Regions from separate parts of the Homo sapiens genome. Here regions 2, 3, 4, 5, 6 and 7 are each linked to region 1. The links are chromatin loops, found by intact Hi-C in ENCODE. Cell type or tissue: HCT116. All regions are shown on one strand.

Region 1 (4,000 bases):
AGTTGTTATAAATGCAAATATAGAGAAATAGGAAGTAAAAGATCCAAGTGTCATTTCCCCTACTCCTGGCAACCGCAGTTGGCCCCCAACCCAAGATGAACACAGTTGGATATGTTGGGGTGTCTCTTTTGGACATTCTCATATGCATACAAGCTGTCTGGGCCTGTACCCTGGCTGCCTCCTCCACCGTACTCTCTGCGCAGAAGCTGACCGGTGTGCACTGCATCAAAGGGCTCAGCCTCTGCAAGGGACAGGAGGTGTGGCTAGGATATTCCTGTCGCTGGCTCCCTCTGTGCCAGGTCAGACCTTGTGGTCAGAGGGATGGTGGCAAACTCCGTTGTCAGAGGGATGGTGGCAGACCCCGTTGTCAGAGGGCTGGTGGCAGACCCCGTGGTCAGAAGGCTGGTGGCAGATCCTGGGGTCAGAGGGCTGGTGGCAGACCCCGGGGTCAGAGGGCTGGTGGCAGACCCCGGGGTCAGAGGGCTGGTGGCAGACCCCGTGGTCAGAAGGCTGGTGGCAGATCCTGGTGTCAGAGGGCTGGTGGCAGACCCCGGGGTCAGAGGGCTGGTGGCAGATCCTGGGGTCAGAGGGCTGGCGGCAGCCCTCATGGTCAGGGGACTAGTCGCAGCAGCCCTCATGGTCAGGGGACTAGTGGCGGCCCTCTGCTGGGAGTCGTAGCTCCTGTCAGGTGGCCCCTTCACACATTTTCCCTCTCTGGATTCCCATAATGACCTCTTCCCTTTACCCTTCAGCCCTGCGGATGGTTACTGGCCCTTCTTCCCTTGTTGATTTCCTTAAACCCTATAAGTAAACTCTTTTCAAGTCACCTCACCCCATGTTTTTCAGAATCTTGACTGAGAATAAGCACATATATTGTTTTGTAATCTGTGTGTGTGTGTGTGTGTGTGTGTGTGTGTAAAAAGGAGTTATTATATATAAATATCCTGTAAAGTCATGAAGTCCTGGGGGCCTCAGATAAACCCTTAGAAGGATGTTACTGCATCACCCCGTTATTGATTAGGAAACAGAGGCTCAGAGAGGGTGAGTAATCTGCTCACAGTCACCAAATAAACAGAGGAGTGGCCATTCTAAGGCCAGTGTGCTATTTTACAGCATTCCAGTGGGTGGGTATAGATTATTCATGTAATCAGTCCCCCTATGGATAAACATTTAATGTTGTATTCAGTTTTTCTCCTTGATATCAAGGCATCCCCAAACACAATACATGATTTCTTCTGGAAGCCTGAAGCAGGCACAGAGCAGTGGGAGGCACAGAGGGTGAGGCTGAGCCAGCTGTCAGATCTGGGACAAGCCGTTCTGCTTCTCTCAGCCTCGATTTCCCCAGATGTCTACTAGGAAGAGCATAGACCTTTGGACTTTGAGGCATGTGAGAGCCTGAGATTCTGCTGAGGCCTCGTTTTTAAATAGCTGCTCGTCTGAGGCTGGAGTGTGGGCAGTGATCAGCTGGCTACCAGGGAGGTGGCTGACGACAGGGTCCCCTTGTCCCCATAAGACTTTTATGGTACCACCTTTCAGGCATGTCCCATCCTGCTCATGAGCTGCAGAGACATTTGCTTCTGGAGGAAGCACTGAAGAGAAAACCAGCTATTAGTACTAGGATTGAAACAAAGAGAAAATGAAGATTCTGAGAAAGTGACTGTTCTTAGAATCAAGAAGTGTTATGGGGGAAACGATGTGTTCTTGGAGCATTTAGGGGAGGAAATAGGTAAATCCAGGAGAGGGTGCTTGCCACTGCAAGCTGGTCTAGCTCCCTGCACCCTCAGCTCTGTCCAGGAACCCTCTTCCTCCAAGTTCTTGAAGGCTGTGCGGGGCCCAGGCTCCAAAGAGGACAGATGCAGAGGCCACTTGTCCTCCCCTCCCCAAGGACCCAGAGCCCGCAGCTCCAGCAGCATCTCCAGCCAGCTGCCTGTCTGTAGCCGACGCCCCCCAGGGCTGCAGGGTTGGGCGAACTGGCCTCTCCTGTGCGGCTGACCAGGTCCCCCGAGCTTCCTTAGGGTTGCAGGCAAGGAGGCTCCCGCAGGGAATCTGGAGCAAGGTGCATCCGGCGGCCAGCAGGTGTCACTGCTGCCCCAGAGACGGCCGGCCACGGGCTGTGGCGACACGGTGAGCTGGAACAAACCGCTTTGTTCCTGCTTCACAGGCTTTACCTTACAGCAGGGTTAGGAGCCTGTTTACCTGCACTTCTGCCCAAGGAAAGGAGTAAAAGCCCTTCTCCTCCTTCCCTCCAGAGGACCCCATGGAGGCCTGCTGGGCTGCGCCCCCCTCACTGGCCTGGCCAGGGCGTGTGGGAGCACCCAGCAGCTGGGGCTCCTGGGCACCCACTGCCTGCCGGGCTTTGCCCTGGGAGCTGTGGGGCCCACAGCCCTATGGACTTCATACTTCTGCAGGGGCATGGGGCAACTTGAAGGGGTGTTGGTAGGTGTTACAAAGCGAGGCCCAGCCTGGGTCTGGCACGGTGAATCCTCCTTCCTGGCCGCCTCTCCTCACTCCGAAGGCTTCGCGGATGGTCTTGCTCCAGGTTGTCAGTTGCTCCTCTGAGTGGTGGGTGAAGAGGAAGCGGCTCCCGTGTGTGGGGCTGTAGGCGGACCAGCTGTTCTAGTTTGCTCATCACTGAGGAGTTCCTGGATGCACAGCTTTGGTGCTAAACTCAGAAAATCCTGGGCAACCCAACGAGTTGGTCATTCGGGCCAGGTACCAGCCACTTTTCAGACATCACTTTGCCTAACGCACATTGTTGGTCGTGTTGTCTCCCCATTGTAAAGAGAAACTAAGGTTGGAAAAGGCTAAACAAGCTGCCCAAACTCTCTGGATGGGGAGGGAAGAGTGGACATTTGAATTTAGGACCACCTGACCTGTGCTGTTTCTCCTGGATGCCTCTGAGGTTGAGAGATGAGAAGTGGCATTCACAGGCGTGAATCCGTGATGCCCAAATGGTAGGCAGCTGTGGGCCACGGGCATGGACAATTATGCTGTGTGCTGTGGTGGTCGCCTGAACTGGGGCAGCAGCCCAGGAGTCCCTTGAGGGCATGGAGGTCTGAGGGGAGCAGCGCATCAGAAACAAGGGTGTGGGGACTTTTAGGACCCCATGGTCAGAGCACAGGTAGCAGAAAAGCACACACTGGGCCAGGCCGAGGGGGCACAGCCAGGCTGACAGGGCCTGGAAGGGAGATACCACCGCCAAGAAGGTCCCGATACCTGCACGTGCCTCCTCCACAGCCCAGACGCTTATCTAAAATATCTTTTAGGACAAGAACCAAACCCCTAAGCCTGGTGAGCCGAGGACCTGGCGGTGTCTGGCTGGCCGGGGTGGGGGCTATGTAGGCAGAAGCAGATGCTGGTGGAAGTTCACCCAGGCCCCCTTTGCCAGGTGGCCAGGGACAGCATCGGCCACTTCCACAGGGGGCCATGAAATGGTGTCAGCTTCTGACAGATGCTGGATGGACATTCAGCCTAAGCATGGAAGCCAAAATGAAAGAATTCGCCAGGTCCTCAATTCATTGGGTAAAATCAGCTCTTGTAGCAGCCAGGCAGCTGGCAGGCTAGATGCTGTGCTCAGGGCTACTATTACAGAGAGAAGCCCCAGCCCTCCAGGGCCTGTGGAAGAAAGCAACCAGCCCAGCAGCAGACAGGCCTTTCTGCAAGTCACTGCAGCGAGGATGAGTGACAAGCTTATCAAGACGGCTGGTCAAGGCACCAAATGCCTCCTCCTAGGATCTGCACATGTCTGCTGGGCAAGGCTGCTGCTCCCTTGACAGGGAGAATTAGGAAAAAGAGCCCTCTCTGGATGGGCACAGCCTTCAGCAGCACAGCTTTGCAAGTGGAGTTCAGTCCCCGCTAACCCTCTTAGCTGGACACATTTGTGCAGTGCATAAACTGCACAACTGTACATGATGGTCCTGCCAGCAGAGGCTGTTTGTATCAAGGACTGATAACTCTTTTGCAGGCGGGAAGCAGGAGGTACCTGAGACCTGGGTGATGC
Region 2 (4,000 bases), 960 kb after region 1:
ATCTAACTGATTACAACTGTTAGTAAGTCTGTGCAACAGAGAATGGTATCTTCTTCTGGAGAAAACAGACATCCAAATATGCTACCAAACTTTTCCCTGTCTCTTTTCCCCTTCTTATTCGTCGCTTTTAGCTCATTAATTTGAAGCATCAGATGTAATATTTCAATGAAGCACACCTTCTGCTAAAAGCAAAATTTGAGTTTATACTGAGAGATGTCATGTTCATTTAGCAAAAAGTAAGTCGCTGTCAGGGGGTTATTTCAAGATTTAACAGCAAGGATGTATGTTAGGGGAGGGGTGGACAGGGAGGAGAAAAACTTTGTTCCAGTAATGATGAAATCATCATACCACAGGCACATTACGGCCAGGACAGGAGACACTGGCTCCTGTTAAAATGATTCCCATAAGAACTTTCCTCTTTTATCTTCTTATTGTAGTGCAGCTAAGCAAATGAAATGCTAAAGCTATGTGAAGTAAATAACATAATCAACAATGATTTACTATTGTTCTCTCGTGAGGTCATGACCCAACCCTAAATAAAGACTTCTAAAATTGTCTGTGCTTGGATGTGTTCCTGATGTTGGAGAAAACTGAAAGAAAAAGAACCTTCCTCAAGTGGACCAGGGTTTTGTTTTCATTACAACTGTTGCTACTGAGGAGCTTTTTTGGAATTGGAGTCTTCCTGTGTAGCACTACAATGAGGACGATGATCTTGACTCTAAGCAAATTTGGAAATGTCCTAAAGTGGTCATCGGAGGGTTTCCAATTTAGAAGAAGGAGTCCTGCCTCTTGTCTTTGTTTCATTGCCTCCTTAGAGATGCTTAAATGCAATTTGGAAATCTATGCTGCTGTGTAATCATCAACACTGTTTTTTAATATTCACTGTATATTTTCCCCTTTTATATCTGCAGGCAAGAGTTTCACCTTGACCATAACCGTCTTCACAAATCCTCCCCAAGTAGCTACCTATCACAGAGCAATTAAAGTTACAGTAGATGGACCTCGGGAACCCAGAAGTAAGTACTCCCCTTTTTATTGAAGAAAGTAATAGAGTTTCCAGAGACCCTATGAGGAATTTATTCCAAATGAGTTAGTGTCACTTTCATGTCCATAGTGTCTTTGTGGACTTTGCTATCTGCATATATTTTTTTTAGTGAGGGAGAGTTAGTCAAACTTCAGAGTTAGTAGAAAATAAAACTACGGTTTTAACCTTTGCCACACAATCACTAAGGCCTCCGTAGCTTTGGGAAATGAGTGAATAATTATTCAGTCACTGTTAACTATTTGCTAAGAAATTTTGCTCATGTACTGAACATAATGGGGCAGAATAGACCCATGAGAGCTGAGGAAGAAAAGAGCAAACTTAAAAATCTTGAGCTTAGTCAAAAAGCACTGGCATGTGTTTCCCATGGCCTAAGAATGTGTTTTAGCTTTTTAACTCGCCCACTCAATTCCCTTTATGAAGAGCACACTGCTTAATTACAAAGAATTTATTTGCAAATGATAACTTGCTTGATTGTTACAACACTGTTGTTTGGTCATGCTCTAGTAATTGTTATAGGTAGTTTTCTTTTAACAGATAGAGTCAAACCACGTTTAAATCCATCTTGGTTTATTTGTCTGTCTGGACATCCAGAAGGTTTCACCGGCAATCAGTTTCAGGTAGCGCACATAATCTACTTGGGCCAATATGTATGTTCCTTCTAAATCTAAAATGACCGAGGTTTGCTTCCCCCACCCCCACCAAAAAACTGCTTTGAACAAACTCAGCATAGCGGTATTTGAATATATTTAGAGATTAAAGATTATTTGATATATAAACCATTAACAATTGTGTGCCAATGGAAACATCATATAGAACTCTGCCTTTGCTGAGTGAATACATTGGAATCCTAACCACTGCATTTAGGGAGGTCAGTTTGGTTTGTGGTGGAGGCATAGCTGGCAGAAGTACTTGTTCTATAACAATCAACCTGCATAGACCATGAGAGTGGCATATCTTTTCTTCCCCTAAAATGAGAGAAAAGGTCTCATAAAGTTTTGCCTCTACCCAAGCAGCATACCTTCCTAGCAGTGGGAGCATATGGTGGGTCCCGTCCCTTTTGCTGCTGTCTCTTTTCACAAAGGCTGACTGCTTGCCTGAACTAGGGAGGTTTCCTGCCTCAAAAGCAAGTCTTTGAGGTTTTTGTTTTCTTCTCCTTTCATGTGTGTGGCATTCTTCCAGGTTCATAATGTTGAGTCAGTGCTGGCCCTGTCTGTTCAGTTTGGGAATGTCCTGTTAGGTGATTGCTGTACACATGTGTGTAAGCACCAAGTCTCTAGTCCTAAGGGCTAGTGGTTATGGAGTGCAGGTGAATAGAACAGAGCTTTGCCTGGTTTGGGGCTTTGCCTGCCTTTTCTGGATAGCCATAAGTTGGGGATGATGCCTTATGATGGAAGATGTCTTCTAACTTTTGGTCAGACTAGCCCCGGAATTCCTGAAAAGGCAGGACGTCCATTTTAGTAATGCACATAGCAGGATAGTTGGTTTTTAAAATGTAGCACCGCTAATACTTATCTCTTAAAGATATTTCCTGCTGATCTCAGCTGCTTTTCTCAGTTCTTGGAAAAACCATTTGCGTGTGTTTGTGTGCGTGTGTGTGTGTGTGTATGTGTGTGTGTATGTTTGTGTGTGTATATGTGTACATACACACAAGAGTTGATGCTCAAAAGTTGATGGCTGGGAGAGGAAAGAGGGAAGGATAGGTGCTCCCTGTTCTGAACGATATGACAATAAGTGAGAAGGCAGGGTAGCTTTGGAAAAGTCACTTCTGTTTCAAGTGTGCATAGCAGTACCTTATTTCAGAGAGGTTTTTGTCCAAATTAGTCAATAGACTAATTTATAAAGGCAGAGAATTGCCTTGTAAAGGCAGAGAAGTGCTCTGAAAGCAGTGAGAGTTAGGAGTAGAGGGGCCAGGTGGTATACGTGGGACCTGAGTTCAAGCTTTGTGTGGTGCCCAGGGTGGGCGGTGGAAGCAGATACAGATCTGCAAGTGGTAGGCCACCTGCCCTAGATAAGCCTGAGTAACATTTCTTATTAACTGAAAATATCGGTGAAAATGCGGGGTCATTTTCCTGACATCATAGGGTGACTTGACGAAGTCAGTGTCTGGAGAGAAGCATGGGTCTGCTTTGAGCGACAGCTGAATCCTATAACCTGGATTCTGTGCTGGATTATTTTTTTCCTCCCTGTTCTTGGCCATCCTGGGCATTGAATATTTGTAGCATAGCCCTCTTCTCAATATGGTTCTTTAATTTTGACACTCCCAGGTGTGGGAAATGCACAATATTTCCAATTTTCTTAAACAGTGAGTATAATAGGAGTTTGATTAGTTGGTGCATATAATGTTAAATGGGAGATCCTCTAGAACACAGACTGGCACACGTTTTCTACGGAGTGCCAGATAGCAAATCCTTTAGACTCTGTGGGCCGTATGGTGGTCTCTGTCACAACCACTCAACTCTGCCATTGTAGCTCAAAAGCAGCATAAGCAAATACATACATTCATGGTCATGGCTATACAGGTTGAGTATCCCTTATCCAAAATGCTTGGGACCAGAAGTGTTTCGGATTTCAATTTTTTTTTTTAATTTTTGGAATATTTGCGTATATAATGAGATACCTTGGTGATGAGACCCAAATCTAAACATGAAATTCATGTATGTTTCATATACACCTTATGCACACAGTTTGAAGATAATTTTATACAATATGTAAATAATTTCGTGGAAGAAACAAAGTTTGTGTTATGTACTTATGTGTGGAATTTTCTACTTGTGGCATCATATTGGTGCTCAAAACTTTCAGATTTTGGAGCATTTCGGATTTTCAGATTAAGGATACTCGATCTGTATTCCACTAAAATTTTACTTATAAAAATAATTGGTGGGCCAAGTTGTAGTTTGTCAACCCTTGCTTATTCAAAGTGGCTTATTTTATTGATCCTTAACAGAGAAGGGC
Region 3 (4,000 bases), 1.4 Mb after region 1:
TAGCAGAGCAGCACATTCACTCTGCCATAAGAGATTTGGGTTTGAATCCTCAGTTATGCTTGTTCACAGGTTCACATCATCTAGTGTCTGGTGCAGAGTGAGACTTGATTAAAGTTAACTGCTATTATTATTATTACAGCTATAGAACTTGGGTTTATGAGAGGATGAAGGGGAAGAAGACACCGAGAGAAAGATGAGAGAAGAGATAGCTCAAGGCAGAAATTCAGTGTCTGAAGTGAAGTTTATCTGAACATCCTAGCATGTTCCAGGTCCAAGGAGAATCCTGGAGAGCTTGCAGGATGAAGCTTGCTCTTGACTTTCCTAACATGTTAGGGATCTAAAGTTGCCTGGAAGCATCTCTTTGGGTTTGGCTTTGCTCTCTCCAGGCCACATGGGTGTGTCACATTTTCTTAGTTTGACAGTTTAGAGAGTTCATGTCCACCTTTGGCACTGAACCAAGAACACTGGACTTGGCCTCATAGCCAGAGAGGAGGATGTTGTCAAATTGGCCCTGGGTGTGAACAACCCAGGGGCTCACATGGGGGAGGCAATTCCCAGGCCTCCGTTTCTAGGCACTGCTAAAAACAGGAAAGGCAGAAAGACAAACAGCGGTTTATGAGAAAGCAAAATGCAATGGCAACTTCAACAGATTCCCCACTGTTCCCTCGTGTGGCGTCAGCTGGGCTACAGAGAGTGTGCAGCACGTGGTGCCATGGGTATTATTTGTTTGTTCTAGAAAGAATTTCAGCCTCAGAGGGGAGGATGAATTAAATGACAAGCTCCTATAGTTCTTTCCAGTAAGAAGCCAGTAAATGATTCTTTATTTGAAAGATAGCGTTTAAGTCTTACAATTATGGTGGGTTGGGATATAGGACACTGTTGGTTGCCCACCCTCCTCTGTGGTGGGGAGAATGGGGTGTTTTCTGATGTATTTCCAAGGAATTCAGAAACTTTCTTAAGGAAGACACAGATTCTCCACATAGCTGCTTCCCCAAGCTCTATAGGGGATTCTTATAAAGAAGCATCTTTTTATTTAATACAGCTCCACAAATCACCCTTATATTTGGCGTATGTTCAGAAGTATTAGTACAACAACAAAATGCATATTTTTTTTAAAGGCAAGAGACTTTGGCCAGTATTTGGCTATGTTTAAAACACCAGCATGGTAAACATTTAGGACAACTTTAGCATGCCTTTAGTATAATATTTTCTTAAAGTATGAAGGGAGGTAGGGACTCCAGATCCAAATAATTTTCTAAACCTCTTAAAAGCCACAGTAGATTTGAAGAGAAAGATTATCACTTAGGTCTTCGAATTAAGTTTCCTTTTGTGTACTCATCTGTAGCATGTAAGCTGCCTGAATGTTTATTTATCAACAGGAGAAGGGAGGAAGAGAGAGAGAGAGAAAGAGAGAGAGATAGAGAGAGAGAGAGAGAGAGAGACTGACTGAATGTGGGAGGAAGCTGCAGAGCTAGCGAGCTCAGGAGTGATCAGGGGAGAAGTTCTGGTTAGGGAACCCGGCCCAGACTTTAGCCATGGGGCAGTGGCGACACCTTCTGGCTTATCCCTGAGCAAACAAACAAACAAACAAAAAACTCCCCAAAAACCTATTGTGTATTTTCCACAGAGAACATGTACGTGTGTTTTCTATTAGACTTTCCAGAAACTCATAAATGATTGTAGAACCCATCGTGCTAATAGAAAGTACGGCATAAATGCTGACGGAAGCTATTAATGCTGATTGTAGTTTATGTGGCCAAATGAATCAGGCTGAAATCTGTGAGTTTTTTTATGGTTACTTTATAACAGGTTATTTTTAAGTATCAGGCCATAGATTAGGTTTAATGCGGATGCTCACACACTTAGAATGAGCTGGTTAAGAGAGATTCTAACTTTATCAGTCATCCGTTCCAGCGTTTAGACCTAGAGATTTTTCTCAATTCTCCCTCCCCCAAAACACTTAGGCTGAAGTACATTCACCACATTTTGTCTTGTTTCATCCTCAAATAGCCACATCTTTTACATAAGAGCCATTCACAAACTTAAAAACTGCCTCTGTGCCACTGCAATGCTAGACTGAAATAATTACTGGATTTGGTGATTCTGTGAATATCCTACAAATTCTCTTCCAGTTGCCCATTCTTTTATTTGTTAAACAGGCATCTATTCGGTGCCCACTGTGGGCCAACTTTGTGCCCCTTTCCCCACATGGATTGCTGGGTGAGGACCCTGATGGGGAAGGTGGGAAGTGTTGAGTATATTTAAGGAAATACACATGGTAGTCATTCATTGAGTATTCATCGGATCGTGAACTGATTTGATCACCATTTCCTAAATGACACACTCTTGTTTAATTCAGCACTACATACATATTAAATAGTGGATTATATTAAATGTTAATATACGCAAGTCAAGAGCACAGATCATGGGACCAGCTGCCTGGGCTGGGGTCCTGACCCTGACACATACTAGCTTGGGCAGGTTGCTTAACCGGTGCTTGTTTCCTTCTCTGCAAAGTGGAGATCATAACATGGCATACCTTAGAGGGTTGCTGGGAGCAATAATTGAGTCATCACCTGCAGAGGGCTTAGTACAGTGCCCGGCATGCTGTAAGCAGTTGTTATGTACAATGTGTATGTGCAACGCATGATGATGCTGATGTATGAGAAACAAAGCATACAAAAAAAGCAACAAAAAATTCTTAGAGCTGCAAGAAAAAAGTGGCTCTTGCCTCTGGCTCTGCTCAGTAAACATCGTGCTTGACTCATCCTCTGCCCTGAAATGCTGACATGAACAGGGATATTCAGCTGTTCCTTTCATTCTGACTCTACAGCCAGAACCACAGTCCCCCAGCCGAAAGCCTTCATCATAACAGATGTGAAATGGGGCAACCTTAAAGGTTGGGGGTGACTGATACTTACACAGAATTCCCCAGATATGCTACAAGTACACCTGGACCTCCCTCCCCCTTGCTCAGAGCAGTTCCCTGGATACCCTAATGTGCCCCAGCAAAAATTACAGTTTGTGGGGAGAAGCTACCCATTGGATGTTTGAGTTGCACAGCTTTTACTACATGAGTCTTGCATCTCCTAAAGTTTGAAGTGTGTAGCAAATTAAATGTGCAATTTTATACTTCTGTTTCCTGAAATCTAGTAGGGGGTAAATGACTCAGATTTTTCCAGCACCAAAGGAGAATTTAAAATAGTGTGTCCTTTTTGGCAATGGCTAGGACAGGTATTTTCACCAGAGAGAGAAAAAATATCACCTTAACTTGAAAGTGAATATATAAGAATTGAATATACAAGAATTCAGTCTCCTTTTATTTGTTACTAGTAGAAGACAGAGCCCATATATATATATATTTTCAGGGTAGCAATGTGCCCTATCAAAAATACTCATCTTCCTAGATTCCCAGAATTTCAGCTACAGAAGGCCAAATAACCAAGTTCTGGCTAAAGAGATATCGGTAGAAATTAATCAATGGGCTTCTGGGAAAGATAAGATAGATGCGGCTGGCATTGTCTGGAATGCGGATGTGATGTTTGGGGGTGGAGCAACCATCCTGTGAAACAAGAATGAAAGTCACACACGAAAGATGGAGAATTAGGAGCTCTAAGCAGCAGCTCAATTCTCGACTTCTTTCAGCAACTACATTTGCCTGGAACTCTCTACTCTCTGGACTTCTTGTCATGTGAGAAAAGCAAATTCCTCTTAAGAAGTAAACATTTATCAAGAGTGCTTAGAACAGGGCATGGTTCATAGTAAAATGCTATATAGGTTTTGCTAATAAAATACATGTTTGCTTTAGCCACTGTAGTCAGGCTTCTATTACAAACAGCCAAACACAACATTTGCCAATATACATAGGTATTGCCAACATGCCAACATGTCATTATTCCGCTTTTTTTTTTTTTTTTTGAGATAGAGTCTCGCTCTGTCACCCAGGCTGGAATGCAATGGTGCGATCTCAGCTCACTGCAAACTCCATCTCCCTGGCTCA
Region 4 (4,000 bases), 120 kb after region 1:
ATAGGAGAGACTGAATTCCCATTTCATAGGTGAGAAAACTGAGAGTTGCTCAAAGTCACATAGCTCATAGGTGACTGAGATGGAATGACAGTTCAGGTTTCCATCTCTACTCTTCTCCCAGGCCTGCATGGGCAAGGGGCAGGGGCAGTTATGATATCATCACCCATGAAAAACAATCCCAAGATCATGGGCCTCCTAGCAGGAAAACAAAACAAAACAAAACCTGCAAGAGAAACCAGCTACAACTATAAATCCAATTTCATTAGTAAGAAAACTGAGGCCCAAGCACTTACTCATGAAAATACCCACAGGGGATCATCTCCAAACCTGGGTTTTGTGACTTTTGTTCTACACTCACAGTGGATTTAGTGTTCTAGATTCTGATACTTTTAACTACCTAACTCAAAGAGCTCCTGAGAAAACATAATGTGATTGTGCTGGGTTCGATACCCGTCACATAGAACGTGCTCAGTAAATATTAGTTGAATATTTATCTTTCTAGGACTTAGTTTTCTAGTCTGTTAAAGACGGTCAATAATCCCTGCCTGCCTTCTCCATAATGTTGTTAAATGCTTCAGATGAGATTGTGCATATAAGATAACTTTGAGAAATAATGTTAAGATGCTTTGCAGTTATGTGAACTTTCTCAGTTAAAACTGTGTGGAAGTTGCAGGCATTCCTCTATAAGTGGGATTCTAGGCACATATCAGCTTTTCTCACACCCCTTTCACAGCAGAAGAAATGATTAGCCTTATTTTGGAGACAGAGCTATTGAGGAGTGATTTGCTGGTATCAACATAGAATAGAAGACTGACCTTGTACTAGAAAGATGTAAGTGCCCAAAGAGAGGCAGGAGAAGGCAGGAGAGTTTGTATTCTCTCTTCTGTAGGGTTCATAGAGGGACAGAATCTGTGCTGGGCCTTAAAACGTGGGTAACATTGGAGCACATGGAAATATTAGGGGCAATATCAGGCTCCAGAAACCCTGTGGATGCAGCAGGGAGACAGGAAGGCATTAGAGGATGCAGAGGAGATAGCAAGTCCCCTCATTCAGCTGGAGCATGGGGAAAATAAAGGGATGGGGAAAATAAAATTCATCAGACCCCACCCAGACCAACAGTCCAGCCTCTAGACCAAAAAATGGACTGGAGGGTTCTGGACATGTGACAGGAAGGAAGATCCTGCCCAACCCCTGGGGAGTGAGGGAGGGAGCCCAATCTAAGGATTTGCTCTGAAAACAATGTAATTTCAAAGCTTTAGGAGGTGTCTTTATATTGCTAAGGGTGAGACCTGGGAAGATGTCCCTTCAGTTTAGCAAAACAGTTGATGGGTTTTTCTTTTCCCCGTCATTATTACTTTTAATGAAAAGTTAGGTTCAGATAACAATTAGGTCCAATAACAGTTAGGGCCAATAATAAAGGTTACTAACATTTATTGAACATTTACTATGTGCCAAGCACTGTTGGAGTAATTGTGTTAGTTTCCTGGGGCTACCACAGCAAATTACCACACACTGGGTGGCTTAAAACATTTATTCTTCACATTTCTGGAGGGTGGGAGCCCAACTCAAGTGTGGGCAGGCCATTGTCCGACCCGAAGGCCATTCTTCCACCGGAGCTCTAAGGGAAAAGTGGAAGGTTTTTCTCAGCTTGGCTCCAGGTGTTCCTTATCTCATGGCTGCATCACTCCAATCTCTATCTCTCTCTCTCTCTCTCTCTTTTTTTTTTTTGAGACAAAGACTCACTCCGTCACCCAGGCTGGAGTGCAGTGTCTCGATCCCAGCTCGCTGCAACCTTCACCTCCCGAGTTCAAGTGATTCTCCTGCCTCAGCCTCCCAAGTAACAGTACAACAGGTGCACATCACCATGCCTGGCTAATTTTTGTATTTTTAGTAGAGATGGGGTTTTGGCACGTTAGCCAAGCTGGTCTCAAACTCCTGGCCTCAAGTGACCCTCCTGCCTCAGCCTCCCAAAGTGCTGGGATACAGGCGTGAGCCACTGTGCCCAGCCTTCTGCCTCTGTCTTCACATGGCTTTCTCTGTATGTCTCTCATAAAGACACTTGTCACTGGATTTAGGGACCACTCAGACAGTCCAAGATGATCTCATTTCAATATCCTTAACTTCATCTGCAAAGACCCATTTTCCAAATAAGTTCATGTTCACAGGTCCTAGAGATTAGTATGTGGGCATATCTTTTGGGGGGGACCACTGTCCAGCCTATTATGGTGGCTTACGTGCATTATATCATTTAATCCTCAAAGGGTGGTTGCCCTGTGGGGTAGGTAATATCATTACCTTGATTTTATAGATAAGGAAACTGAGACTCAAAAGAGGTTAAGTAACCTGTTCAAAGTCATATGGCCAGCAGGTGGCAGAGTTGAGATATAAAGCCCTCCAGTCTGGCTCAGGGGTCTGTGTACTGGTAACCGTCATGCTAGTCTGCCTCTTTGTGATGTGTGAGAGAGCTATCATTCTAGGTAATTAAAAAACAAACAAAACCCTCCCCCAAACCCAGGAATTTGGAATCTTCCCTTGGCATGTAAGAGGATAGGGGGTAAGAAATCTTAGAAAGGACAGAAGATGTGGTCGTGGAGATGTAGCTCTGACAGGAAGAACAGATGCAGCCAGGCCTAAGGGGAAGGACAGCCCACAGGAAACTCCTCTGCATCCCAGCTACTCGGGAGACCAAGCTGGAAGGATTGCTTGAGGCCAAGAGTTCAAGACTAGCCTGGGCAACATATCGAAACCCTGTCTCTACAAAAAATAAAAAATCAGCCAGGTGTGGTGGTGCGCGCCTGTAGTCCCAGCGACTCAAGAGGCTGAGGCAGGAAGATCGCTTGAGACTGGGAGTTCAAGACTGCAAAGGGCTATGATCATGCCACTGCACTGCAGCCTGGGTGATAGAGCAAGACCCCATCTTTAAATAAATAAATTAAATAAATAAATAAATAAAGACTCCTTTGAGTGTTGTGTGACCGAGTGTGAGTGTGAGTGTGTGTGTGTATTGGCATTCAGCCCCTCTGGAGCAGCGAGGGCTCATACTGGATGTGGTGTTGGTTCCTGTTGCATCCTGGGCTGGTATCTTTTCACGTTCATCTGCCACCCATGGCAGGCAGGGATTCGAGGTAGGCTGAGGAAGGGAGGAGGAGCTGGGGGAGTCACATGAGGGGTCCCAAAAGAAGACCACAGCCCCGGGAGGGTAGCCCTGGGAGGGAAGCCCTGAGGATGGACACCTCCCAGGAGTCTCTGGAACTTAGGAACAAAGCAACATTTTCCACATTCCTCTAGGATGAGCCTGGAGCCATTTCATTCATTCGGCTGTTAGAGGAAAAGGGTCTGCAGAGGGCCGCAGGGCTCAGGTGGTCTGGGCCACAGGAGGTCAGAGAGGTCACCTGAGATGTGGAGGGAGGGCAGTCCTCCCACACTCACTGACAGAAACCACCCCGTCCACAGGAGAGGAAGCAGCCCCTAGCAGCTGCCGTCCTGGGGCCAGCCAGCAGCTGCAGCCCTAGGAGGAGGGAAAGCTGCCTTCCCCACCCATCTCTTTCCTCCAAGGCTATTCTGGGAAGGAGGGGCTGTGAGGACTGAAGCTGGGAGGGGGTGGGGGACAGAATTTGCCTGGACTTTCTCTGCTGTATCTGTTTGACATGTTGGTTTCTTGTTTCTCACCTACACTCTTGGCCTCCAAATGGGAAAGTGCCCTTGGCAGACAGAGGGACAGCCTAAGGAAGGACCTGCCCTGTCCCCAATTTGTCCTGGCTCCCCTGGCTGGGTTCTGACTAAAGCCTGCACCTAATGGGAGTCACTTGGAGTTTTGTGGGGAAGGGATAATGAAACAAGGTGTCTTACAGCCCCGCAGGACCTCACAGTCCTACACAAATGCCAAGCGACTATGGCCACTGCGTCAAGGGAGTTGAAGGTCAAAGAGACCCAGCCAATCTCTCTGACTCTGGTCCCTACACCATTGTCCTGCTGACCTGGTTCTTGGTGAAACCTGGTC
Region 5 (4,000 bases), 170 kb after region 1:
CACAGATGTGACAACACTGCCCCAGTGGAGTCTAAGTCATCAGGTTGACACAGCCGGAGGTCATTAGGACTTTGCCTGTGGGGAAGGGATGCAGACCTGGGTCTGGGAGAGAGTGCGACACGGCAATGTCCTTTGTTCGCTTTTGCTTCTGAAAATCCCATCAGGGCTGGAAATGATGCCAGTGGCTCCATCCATGCTTTGGCTGACTGCCAAACAGGTGAACTGGAGAATCTGTTAGTTACCCAGAGGGGCCTGCCCTGGGGACCAGAGGAAAGAGCTCTGATCCCAGGGCTGCTGTCACTTTCTTTATGGAACTCTGTTGTTTGTGCTTCAATTCCCTAATCCATACAATGGGTATATTAACATCCCTTCTCTCCCTTTCCCAGAAATGTCTCCAAATGACGCCACAGAACCACCTGCTATTCTTGCTGTGTCATCCAGGGGTAGGGCAAATTTTCCTGATGTTCCTCCCCTGGGAGGCAGGGCTCAGCTTTGTGCTGTGCACATTCCCCCAAAGCCCCCTGGAGGCTCTGGATCTGCTCTCTGTCCCAGAAGGCCAGTTCCTAGCGTGCCGCCCTCCCAACACCCTCTGCAGACAAACTGCTTCTCACATACCACATTGTGAGCATCCAAAGTCCACGCTTTCCATCTTCAGGACTCAGCTCAAATTCTTAATCTGTGGACTAGTGGCAGTCATCAGTTCTAGGAAATTCTCAGCCATTAGGCCTTCAAACTGCCTTAGGCCCTTTCCCTCTTCCCTCACTTTTTGAAACTCTGATTATACACCAGACCATCTTACTTTATTCTCCATGGCTTTTAATCTCTTTTACATTTTCCATCTATTTATCTCTCTGGGCTACATTCTAGATCACTTCTCCAGTTCTGTCCTCCAGTTCGCAAAGTCTCTCCTGAGTTGCTGTTGTTGTTGTTGTTTTTGAGATGGAGTTTTGCTCTCGTTGCCCAGGCTGGGGTGCAATGGTGCGATCTTGGCTCACTGCAACCTCCGCCTCCCAGGTCGCACCATTCTCCTACCTCAGCCTCTCGAATAGCTGGGATTACAGGTGCCTGCCACCACGCCTGGCTAATTTTTTGTATTTTTAGTAGAAATGGGTTTTACCATGTTAACAAGGCTGGTCTCAAACTTCTGACCTCAGGTGATCCACCTGCCTCAGGCTCCCAAAGTTCTGGGATTACAGGCGTGAGCCACCGTGCTGGGCTGTCTCTCCTGAGTTTTAAATTTTTATTTTATTTTATGTCTAGACTTTCACTTTCTAGAAGTTCCATTCTGTTCTTTCACAAATATGCTTACCCTTTACTCATATTTTAAAGATGCTCTTTCATTTATCGAAAACAGTTATATTCGGTGTTTGATAATTCCAGAATCAGAAGTCTTTGTATGTGAATTCTGTTGTTTCTGCTGAATTTCCACATCTGTAAAATGGGAAGAATATCACCCACTTTGCATGGTTATTGTCTGGATTAGAAATAATACCCGTAAAGCAGCCAGCCCAGAAGTTGGTTTGTAGAGGGAGGTGTTTAATAATTAGTAGCCATGATCACCGATGTGGTTGCTATTGTTAGAAACTTCTACCACAAATGTTCACCAGGGCCAGAGATAAAAAATTAAGAACAAAAGAGAAAAAGATGGCATTGGGCAAAGACACAAGGAATTATTCCCCTCAGCTCTGCCAATTAAAAATTGTCCCATGAGAGACATTGTACCTTGCATCTCTCTTTAGGGCCTTTGTAGGATCTGGAATTGTAGCAGCAACATCAGATCAAACCCACTGGGAGCTATTTGTGCAGATATTTCTGTCAAGACCTGCTGCTCCTGGCACTTCCTGGGGCCTCCAGGGCTTCCTGCATGTTCCTGATTGACAGACATGGAGGGTTATTTTCTTTTCTAGCATGAGCCTGGAGGCTGTGGTATCCTGGGGTCATCTTGGGTCTTCAAAGCTGGGCTTCCTGGGATGAAGAGAGGATGGATGAGAAGATGGGCACAATCTTCAGATCCTGAACAGATCTGGGTCCTCCTTCCTGAGACAGGAGCAGAGGAAGGGGACACAGCCCTGCTGAAGCTGCAGGTTCCGCAGCAGATTCAGCCTTGGGGCAACTTCCCAAGGAATGATGGTATAGGGATAGCAGGCAGGTTTCCCAGACACTCAAGCATCCCACCCAGGCGCCAACAGGGGGTGTCCTCTGGGTGGTCTTGGTCTGAAAAGTAAAGGTGAGTGCAAACGCCAAGATGCTGGATAGGACATTCAGAGTGTCCCAAGAGACTGAGGGCTGCTTCTTTTGCAGAGGAGTCTTTCCCTTCACAACCAGATTTGTGTCAACGGTGAGCGGGCCCTCTGCAGTCCATTTAGAAAATTACTCATACGGTCCTCTTTGTCCTCTTTCCATTCCTTGTGTCCTGACAACTCTTCACGACCCCCAGTTATTCTTTGGAAATGTTTCTTGGATCTCTCCTGGTCTTTTTCTTCATCTGCAATGTGAGGATAATGATGATAACACCTTTGCAGGTGCTTAACACAACCCATAAATGGCTGAGCTGAGCTTCAGTCCATGCTTTGGGTCCCCAGACTGTGCTACTTCCAAAACCAGGCTTGTCTCCTCAAAAAGACAGTTGCGGCCGGGCGCGGTGGCTCACGCCTGTAATCCCAGCACTTTGGGAGGCCGAGGCGGGCGGATCACGAGGTCAGGAGATCGAGACCATCCCAGCTAAAACGGTGAAACCCCGTCTCTACTAAAAATACAAAAAATTAGCCGGGCGTAGTGGCGGGCGCCTGTAGTCCCAGCTACTTGGGAGGCTGAGGCGGGAGAATGGCGTGAACCCGGGAGGCGGAGCTTGCAGTGAGCCGAGATCCCGCCACTGCACTCCAGCCTGGGCGACAGAGCGAGACTCCGTCTCAAAAAAAAAAAAAAAAAAAAAAAAAAGACAGTTGCTCCTTGAGGGTAGGGACTGTGTCTGCCATGTCCCCTGTAGCCCCTGGCATAGCCTGCTGTTGGAAACAGTCAGCTCACGAGGATTTTCCTCATGCCTGTTCATGGTGGCTTCAGCCTCTCTCGCCTGGCATAGAAACCCAAGGGTCTCCCTGCTCCTTCTCCCAACAGGACTGCTGGGCAGAGGAAGACCCCCTTAGTTGGAGGTAGCCAGGCTGGGTTCCCTCCTGTGCTTGAGAGTGTGCTCCCATTGACATGTCCACCACTGTGGTTTCTAGGAGCTGCTCTGTGGATAGTGTATGTGTATCCCAGCCTCTTCTCCATCTTTCTCACCCCTCCTCCTCTTCCTCTTTGATAGTCTGAGTTCCAGGTCCACATGTGGTTCATTTAGTTATTTTTCAAAAAATTTCCTGGCCAGAGGATTTCAGCTTCCAGGAAGGCTCTCCCGGCAGAGCGTGGGAGTCTGAAGCTGCCCCGGGGGGGCCTTCTTGTGGTCAGGCTGTCTGCTCTCTCCACTCCTGGACACTATTTGTCTTTGACTCACCTCTTCTTCCACTATGAGTTATTCTTGCCTTGACCAGCCAGACCATGTGGGGAGAAGTCTTGGAGAAGCCCACAGCTTCAAGTTAGCTGGAAGGACACCTCGAGAGGACCTTAGGTGTGACCTCGACCAAGATCCCCTCAATACCAGCCCTGTTCCTGCACCTGCCCAAACCCAAAGGTTGAGCTGGGTCTGAGCTTCCACACTGATTTGTAACCCATTTCACCTTCTGATAAATATAAAAATTCCACGACTCCTTCTTCTGCCACCCGAAGATAATCTGAACAACTCCAATGAAGAATTACAATTATTTATATACCTGGCCTCATTTTTTGCTTTTTTTTTTTTTTTTTTTTTTCAAAGACAGGCTCTCACTCTGTTGCCCAGGCTGGAGTGCAGTGGCATGATCTTGGCCTACTGCAACCTCTGCCTCCCAGGTTCAAGCAGTCCTCCCACCTTAGCCTCCTGAGTAGCTGGGACTCCAGGCTTATGCCACCACACCTGGCTAATTTTTGT
Region 6 (4,000 bases), 150 kb after region 1:
GGACACATTTAGTCTGCCCTGGCCCGTTTAATGTGTGCTGACTTGGCTCTGACAGGGGCTGGAGGAAGGCAAAGGGAATTCTTACAGCAGAAGTGGGGAAAGGTGCATCCATCCAAATGTGCCCATTAGGATGCTTTTAGATACAAGAAAGAGAAAAGTCAATACTAACTGACTAAAATCGTAAGGAGTGCATTAGATCATCTCAAAGTAGCCCAGAGTTAGGGCTTCAGGTAGGGTTTGATCAGGGTGCCAATTCTGTTTTCCTGTGACCTTGTCTGCTCTGCCCCCTTCTAGTTCTTTGTCCTTAGGCTGACTTCCCTCATGGCTGCAAGATAGCTGCTGGCAGCAACTCAGGCAGTTGCTTCTTTGGTCACGTCCAGGGAGAAAGAGAGGAAAACATTTTCCTTTTGGTCTGAATGGGTCAACTGAAGCCACGAACTGGACAATTGGAGCCACTAGGCTAACATCTTCTGCCCTTGGCTTGCCCAGAGTTCTGAACCCCACCCAAGCAAGGAGGTTTGAGTGACTCTAACTGCTGGGATTGGATTCCCACGAGGCACAGGTGTCACATAGGAGGGTCAGGCCCAGGCCCAGACTGGACTCTGCTAGGAAAGTGGGGGAAGGTGGGTTGGAAATGAAAGCAGTCAAGCAACTAACAGCTTTTCCAGCCAGAAACAAGGGAGCCCTGTTGTAGCAGAGCCTCTTTTGTGGGCTGAGACACTGTCAGCCTGGCCTTTCTGCCTCTCAGAGCTGTTGGGGATCATGGAAGATGATGGAACGGTAGCAAGGCAAAATAGACATATATATGTATGTATAAAATATATGCCTATAAATATCTCGTGCCTCAGTTTTCTCCTCTGTAAAATGGACATAGCAATCCTGCCTTATCCTTCACAAGGAGAAATTTCATGTACTATTTTCAGTGCTCCTAGAGACCAGCTAGGCTAGCCAGATTGGGCTTGTTTTCCCCCAGAGAGGAATGATGACAACTCCAGCCCCTTGGTACCCTCTCCCTCTCCTCCCATCTCACCCTGTTCTAGGTTGGTCTTGGCAACATTTCCTCTGGAAAATAAGAAAAACAAATTTTCCCGGGGTTATCAATCACTGCCCCGCTTGACACATTGGGGCTGGGCTTCCTAGATCTGAAAGGGAGCACATATCGAAGCCCACCTGAGCTTGTGTGCCAGGTCTCTCCAGGAGCCCTGGGGCAGCTGGTCAGGGACAGTCAGAGGGGTGAAGCCTGCCTGGCTGGAGCCTGAGACAGGAAGGGAGAGGATGGGGTTGGAGCCTGTCCTCCAGGCCAGGGGCAGACCAGAGGGGTGGGTGAGCAGGGGTATTCTAGAAGGAACAGGGTCTGCTGGGGTGCTGGGGAGACACGGTGGGTTTCTGTACTCTGCTGTCACAGACAATGCAAGTTTCACCTGGAGCTGAAACCTCGGCCTTGAGGCTGCCGATTTCAGTCCGGAGGGAGCCCTTGGGAAGCGGAACTGATCATTTCCCAAGGCCTGGCCTCACTTTTCACGAAGATAAGGCAGCACTTCAGCTTCCTCTGAGGCCGGCAGCCCAGGAGCTCCTCTGTCCCCCTCCCTCCTTCTACAGGTCTTGTCTGCAGCCTGTCTCTTCTAGTATGGAAAAAGACAGAGAAACATGCAAGCCCAGAAACACACATGCAGCACATGCATCTCTTTCTCTCTCCCTCCCTCCCTCCCTCTCTCTCTCTCTCCCTCCCTCCCTCCCTCCCTCTCTCTCTCTCTCTCTCTTTCTCTCCCCTCTTCCAGGCCTTCTGTGCCTGGGCCCTCTGGCCACATGTGGAAAGGCTGTATTCTGTCTTAATGTAATGGAGGCAAGGCACAAAAAGCCATTTTCCTCTGCGGGCCCTCTTGCTCACTAAGATGGAGGAACTGGGAAATGCCCTGAGGAAGGGCCATGGGGTTCCTCCCCACTCAGGCCCGTTCAGAGCACATTCCATGCCCAGTGCCCTGCGGGGAGAAGCTGCTCCTGGTCCCCTACAGTGCCTTAAACAAAATAGTGACTACATACATAGCATGTAAGAGCTGGAAGGGATCATAGGGGGTTGGATGGTGAGGCCAGGACAAACCTGAAGTTTGACAGAGGGACAGGGGCCCAGAGAAGACTCTGCTGCAGCTACACAGGGCCCAGCCTCCCAGGAGACATGTCTAGCAGCCTAGGGAAGGGCTGTGTTCCCCAGAGCCCTCAGGAGCCCGCTGAGAAAAGCCTGAAGTTGCCAGAGCTCAGAAGCTCACCCCTGCTGACCACAAGATGGCAACAGAGCTTTGTATGAGCCCCAAGCTCGGGCGGGGGCCGGGGCGGGTCCAGCTTGCTGGGAGGAACGGACCCACATCCTTACCTCCATGGTCTGAGTATTCTTCTGATGCCTTCAGATCAGGATGAGAGTTAATTTAATGTGGGTCTGGGTGTGTCTCTTTTCCTGTTTTATTGCCTTGAGCTCAGTTCCAACTGTACCTGATGAGCGGTTCTGATCTTTCCTCTGTCCCTTTTACCTATTCTATAAGCTCCATAGGAGGGTGGGGGTGGTAGGAAGATGCCATTCAACTCACAGCACTCTTGAGAAGCTAGGTGGAGGTAAGCCTAAGATATTAAAAACCTGTTAGACAGTATAGATGAATGTGCATAATTTGGTGCTATGTGTGGTGCTGAATTTATATTTTTCATTTTAGAAGAAGAGCTAAAAGTGGCATTTCAACCTGGAAACAATATTGCCTGGAGCACAAAACCCTCTCTCCGGCAGCCTTGCAGGCTCCCTTCACCCCACCCTGTCTGGTGCTCTTTCCCGTCCAGCCATGCCTGGCCCCTGGGTGGGGCTGGCAGCTCTGGGAGAAGGTTGGGAAGGGGAGTGGAGAGTTGGGGGTTCATACCATCCACTGGCCAGGATCCCACTCAAATTGCTCACTCCATGCCAGCGGACTCCTGTGACGTGGCCAGTCGGGTATCCATTCAGGAACTAATTCCCATCAAGCTGTTCAAATAATGGTCATGGCTCCAACTCAGCCTTGGAAGGCTGTGGTGCCAGGGAAGGGAAGAACAAAGCAGAGAAGCCACCGTGCCTCTCAAACCTGCCCTGGTTAAGGATTGATGGAGAGAATGCGGGAGGAGAATGAATGCATTGGCTGCGCGAATGAATGGTGTGAATTAATGAGTGGTATAAATGAAGAAAAGGACGCCGTAGTGAGGAGAGGCAAGCTCTTCATCATATGCCTCTGGCTGGCCTGTGTGTGTTGCCAGCATTTTCGTGCCTCACAGATGGCCATGTGGCTTTGCAGAAAGTGTTCATAGACACCCAAGAAGTCAGCCATTGGATGATAGGACGCTGTGTGAGGAAGGCTTAACATGTTCTCTGCTTTGCTGCTGTCTCTGCCCTATGGAGGTCCTGTTGAAAAGTTGACTCACTCATGTAAAAATGAACATTTCGACCATGTCTGCCTGTCAGAGGCATTGGTTAGAGACCCTCTGCATGCTGCCCAAAAGACAACTTTGGAGGCAGCTCCGTGCATGGTCAAGGGCAAACATTATACATATTTTTATTAAGTATAGAAACTGTGTGTGTGTATATATATATATATGTCTCACATGCATAAATGTACAGTTGATCCTCATTATTTGATAATTCTGTACTTGCAAATTTGGCTACTCACAAAAATGTATTTGTAACCCCCAAATCAGCACATGTGGTGCTTTTGCAGTCATTCTCGGACATGGGCAGAGTAGCGAAACATTTGAGTCACCTAACCGGTGGGTGCATTTCCAGCTGGGGACAAACAAGGTGAAGCTCTGCTTTCTGTTCCAGCTCTCAAACTGTAAATAAGAGTTCTTTCTGTGGTCTATTTAGTGCCACATTTTTCACATTTTTGTGCTTTTCGTTGGTGACTTCACTGTTTAAAATGGCCCCTAAACATAGCACTGATGAGCTGTCTGTGTTCCTGCGCCAGAGAAGGCTGTGATGTGTCTTACAGAAAGTAAG
Region 7 (4,000 bases), 1.2 Mb after region 1:
AAGACTTTTTTTTTATTTTCATGGACTCAAGGAAGGTACTTATTACATGACAATGTAATTCTCATTAGCAGGGGCAGCAGCGACGCTGAGTTGCGCAGCAAACACCGACTTGAGCGTGGCTGAGGATCAAGGAGGAGAACTGAAGCATGCACCAGTTGCCACCACCAGGGCAGTGTCCCACCGAACACAGGGCTATCAGCACCATGCCCCACTTGTACCCCAAGCTCCACTATGATGCTGTAAATATTCCATTGCTTGAAATGAAGGGTCATCATGGTGAGGATGAAGACAGACGCAGTCTCTTTGTGTCTGAATTTGAGTAATGGGTAGGGGGTGGGTGCTTCCACAGGGTTTTATTGCCCTTGGATCTCAGAAATATTTATTTTCAGTTGATTAATACTCTGCCATTTATACTGACCACATGGCTTCAGTTTTAGAACTCCAAAAACACAAGGGCTGTTGGGTAGAACAGGAAACAAATTTTAGGAAGTATGTATCACAGTCCCCCATGACATTTTCTTGTGGGTTAGTCTTAAGTCATACAGGCATCAGAATTATAATCCTGAGGAAATTTCTTGTAGAAAGAGAGGATTTTCTTGTATGTCTGTACCTCTACACTCAGAAGAATGTTGTGGTATTATTTTATTAGCAATGTAATGATAGCAGTTAACATCTGGCGAGTGCTGACTATATGCCAGGCATGGTGCTGAGTGCTTGCTTTTTTTTCTGAGATGGAGTCTCGTTCTGTCACCCAGGCTGGAGTGCAGTGGCGCGATCTCGGCTCACTGCAACCTCCGCCTCCCAGGTTCAAGTGATTCTTCCACCTCAGCCTCCCGAGTAGCTGGGATCACAGGCACCCGCCATCATGCCCGGCTAATTTTTGTATTTTTAGTAAAGACGGGGTTTCATAATGTTAGCCAGGCTGGTCTTGAACTCCTGACCTCAGGTAATCTGCCCACCTTGGCCACCCAAAGTGCTGGGATTATAGGGGTGAGCCACCTCACCTGGTCCCTGAGTGCTTTTACATAGATTATCTTATTTATTCCTTGCAATAAGTCTGTAAAAGTAGGTGCCATTACATTTTAGAGATGAGAAAACGGAGGTTCAGTGGTTCTAGGTGACTTGTCTGAGGTTATCTGAGTAGAAGGTGACAGGGTTGGGATTTGAACCAATGTCTGGCCCCAAAGCCTGGATGCGTCCCTTTATACACACAGGCTCTTCTAATGAAAATGGGGCATTTATTTCTGTATATACTGTGGCTACGTTCTCCAAACAGTTCGGAGCTTTAGAAAATATTTTGAGAATTCTCACTCAGATAGACTTTCCGGCAAATACAACTTATTTTGCTTGAGAATTTCCCTGTTTCTTGCACCTTTGTCTATTCAGCTTGGAGAACCAACCTTGGGGAACAAAATCTCCCTCCACCTATCACAGACATTTTCTTTGAGACAGCAGCTGAGCCACCATCCACAGCTTCACCTATCAAGACAGGTGTCTCTGTTTTCCATGAAAGGTGTGACTGCCGGAGATCTCTGTCTTCAGCATTCTCCACCCTTCCCTCCCAGTGCTGCAGAAAGCCTGGCATAGGGTCAGGCTGGTGAGGCTGGATCCAGGCCTACCTTCTTGAACTTTAAGCCGTAAGTGGGACATTTACAAGGGAAAGATCCCTTCTGTGGAATCTCACTGTGAAGTTTCAAGGGCTGCTGCCCCACGCCCACTATGGGCGCTCATAGCCAGGGCTTCTCTGCGTGTCTTACTCTCATCTCTACATCTTTCACTCTCACCGTTATCTCTGAAGAACCAAAGGGAGAAATCACAGGAGTTGGAAATTCCGATGAACCTTTTGCTCTTAGTTGTTGTGCTGAGGCTGGGTGAGTCTCATTTTTAGAAGAAGATGGTGAGAGATTAGTGACCGTGGCTGCTAATCAGCCTTCATCTGAGGAGGAGGACTGCAGAGCCCCATTTTGTCAAAATGAGAGGGAAAATAAGGCAATGAGGCATGTGAAAGGGAAATGTGTTTTTATTTCCTTAAAACCATGCTTTACTGAAAGAGGCACACTGCTTGGGTCTCAGGCGCCCGAGGTGGACTCTGAAAGCTGGCTCTGAGAAGGGAGCGGGAGGGCAGAGAAGGGGAAAACCCATCTGGGACTTTAGCGAATTTTGAGCTATTCAAAAGTTGTTGATCTTGCCAGATTCCAACTTCTGACAGCTGCTAAATATGGCACCTGAGAAAATAGCTTTGATTTTGTAATTTGGAAATGGGAAGGGAAAATTCATTAGGGTTAAATGCACAGAAAGAACACCAGCGGCTTTCCTGTGTCCATCCAGAGGCTTTTAGAGACTTATTGAGTCCTGGTACACAGAGAGTAGATGTGAGGTCCCGCAAGGACGAAAAAGACATTTCCTCCCCTCTGAGCTTGGGCACTAACAATGACAAGCTGAAGGCAAAGGCTGTTAGGAATTCGCCTCTATGCAACATCCCCCTCTACTGGATTCTTGCATGGAAAACAGCACCCTTACAGCCTCTGCTGCCCTAGAAGGTTTTCAGAGCTCTTTCTCTATGTTAACACACACTTTGGAGTCGCCAAGGCAATTTCCCCTCCCTTCTCTATTATTTCCTTGATTAAGATGAAACATTCTGTAAATGCACACACATCCAAGAAAGATAAGACACCAGAGAGAGAGGAATGAAATGATGATGGGGTCAGTGTGGAATTTTAGGACTCCAGAAGATTGGGTTGTTTACCTAGTGTGGGATTGAGGGCCAGAGAGGGGGGCCTTGCTGGAGGCACACAGCTGGTAAAAGGCAACACTTATGCTGGAACCCCACCTCTCCCGACTCCCCTTTAGTGCTCTTTCTCATGTGACAGAGTGACATGTATATTCAGAGTGATTGAACCTTGAACGTGGTTTCTGGTCATGGAAACCACAGGGCTTGTCTAAGGAGAAGGTGATCCTTCTGATTGTTTCTCTTGCAAGATCTCCTTCTCTGACCTGGGTGGACTTACTGCAGTTGCAACTGACCCCAGGGAATGGGGTCAGAAATGGTCTGGCCCCAGGTCATTGGTGATCCATAGACCATAAGTCCAGGCAGGGAGCCTGATACCATGAGAAGCACCTTCATGTCTTCCCCAGTCACAGGGCTGGGGCCTTCCCTATTAGAGTCAAGTGCATCTACAGCAGTCTGCCCAGTAGAAATTTCCACAATGGTGGAAATGAGCCATGTCTGCACTGTCTAATATGTAGCCACCAGCCACATGTGACTTCTGAGTCCTTGAAATGTGGCTAGGGTGACTGAGGAACTGAATTTTGAATTGTATTTAATTGTAATTAATTTAAATTTAAATAGTTACATGTGTCTAGTGGCTACTTGATGGACAGGACAGTTCTAGGAAAGACTTGTTGACATATATACATCACTTGGCCAATGAGACAGTAGTTTTCTTATTAGGTGCTGCTTGATAATTGGCAGGGCTGCGAGCAGAGGACAGAACCTGGGATGTGGCAGAACAGCTTGTACAAGCAGTGCTGGAGCAGGAGGAAAAACACCAAGGCTAAACTCTTGCTTCTGCCCCAGAGTAGCCGCATGAATTTGGGAAACACTTGGGACTCCATGTCTTCATCTGTAAAATGGGGAGGTGATTTGGTTCTCCACCTCTTTGCCTCAAAGGAGCCCTTTTATTATTTTTCCTCTATTGATTCTTTTTTAGACAAAAAAGCCTGTCTATGACACAAGCAACATTTACTGAAAGAGGAATTGTTGACATTTAAAATGACAAACTTGTAATCAGAATCTTTAACACCAGCTAACTAGAATGAACACAGTGAGTGGATATAATTCCATCCAAAAGCAAAGCACCTGAGGCATAATTAGCCTGTCTGGTCTCATGTGTAGCACACTCATATGCTTATGAATGGCTTTAAAAATACGAAGAATACCTCTAGGACTCCCGTTATGGCCTGCTAGGACATTTAGGGGGCTCAGGGACCCAGGTTAGGA

Evidence for each region. Peaks named below come from ENCODE experiments on the same cell type or tissue, not always from the same donor. Only the 100,000 strongest peaks of a DNase experiment are listed, where the experiment ranks them.
Region 2: a loop joins it to region 1, with 2.8 times the contacts of the local background. A loop is called at or near these places in 12 of 110 quality-filtered maps.
Region 3: it touches region 1 in a loop (12-fold over the local background); 61 of 110 quality-filtered maps call a loop at or near these places.
Region 4: it touches region 1 in a loop (2.8-fold over the local background); 12 of 110 quality-filtered maps call a loop at or near these places.
Region 5: it touches region 1 in a loop (15-fold over the local background); 80 of 110 quality-filtered maps call a loop at or near these places.
Region 6: a loop joins it to region 1, with 4 times the contacts of the local background. A loop is called at or near these places in 47 of 110 quality-filtered maps.
Region 7: a loop joins it to region 1, with 3.0 times the contacts of the local background. A loop is called at or near these places in 71 of 110 quality-filtered maps.

The regions. Positions count from the first base shown.
Region 1 is chr6:44,473,797-44,477,796 of GRCh38, forward strand. No RefSeq gene overlaps it. Among named protein-coding and RNA genes, the nearest start is that of MIR4642, 40 kb to the left of the region's middle. RefSeq lists an enhancer at 1,643-2,173. In HCT116, a CTCF peak has its summit at 2,072 (motif pointing right); a DNase peak (open chromatin) is centred at 2,075; H3K27ac peaks cover 306 bases.
Region 2 is chr6:45,437,036-45,441,035 of GRCh38, forward strand. RUNX2 (RUNX family transcription factor 2) reads left to right here. Exons shown (of 9, transcript NM_001024630.4): 5 at 912-1,016. Among named protein-coding and RNA genes, the nearest start is that of SUPT3H, 61 kb to the left of the region's middle. In HCT116, no CTCF peak of the experiment used is centred here; a DNase peak (open chromatin) is centred at 2,236.
Region 3 is chr6:45,921,417-45,925,416 of GRCh38, forward strand. All of the region lies in intron 4 of CLIC5 (chloride intracellular channel 5), which reads right to left. Among named protein-coding and RNA genes, the nearest start is that of CLIC5, 92 kb to the right of the region's middle. RefSeq lists an enhancer at 2,890-3,039. In HCT116, a CTCF peak has its summit at 1,559 (motif pointing left); a DNase peak (open chromatin) is centred at 1,515.
Region 4 is chr6:44,591,280-44,595,279 of GRCh38, forward strand. No RefSeq gene overlaps it. Among named protein-coding and RNA genes, the nearest start is that of MIR4642, 160 kb to the left of the region's middle. In HCT116, a CTCF peak has its summit at 2,359 (motif pointing right); a DNase peak (open chromatin) is centred at 2,402.
Region 5 is chr6:44,643,132-44,647,131 of GRCh38, forward strand. No RefSeq gene overlaps it. Among named protein-coding and RNA genes, the nearest start is that of MIR4642, 210 kb to the left of the region's middle. RefSeq lists an enhancer at 1-731. In HCT116, a CTCF peak has its summit at 2,341; no DNase peak of the experiment used is centred here.
Region 6 is chr6:44,628,325-44,632,324 of GRCh38, forward strand. No RefSeq gene overlaps it. Among named protein-coding and RNA genes, the nearest start is that of MIR4642, 190 kb to the left of the region's middle. RefSeq lists enhancers at 1,469-2,089, 2,712-3,331. In HCT116, a CTCF peak has its summit at 2,270 (motif pointing right); a DNase peak (open chromatin) is centred at 2,287.
Region 7 is chr6:45,712,434-45,716,433 of GRCh38, forward strand. No RefSeq gene overlaps it. Among named protein-coding and RNA genes, the nearest start is that of RUNX2-AS1, 140 kb to the left of the region's middle. RefSeq lists a silencer at 2,299-2,593. In HCT116, a CTCF peak has its summit at 2,487; a DNase peak (open chromatin) is centred at 2,478.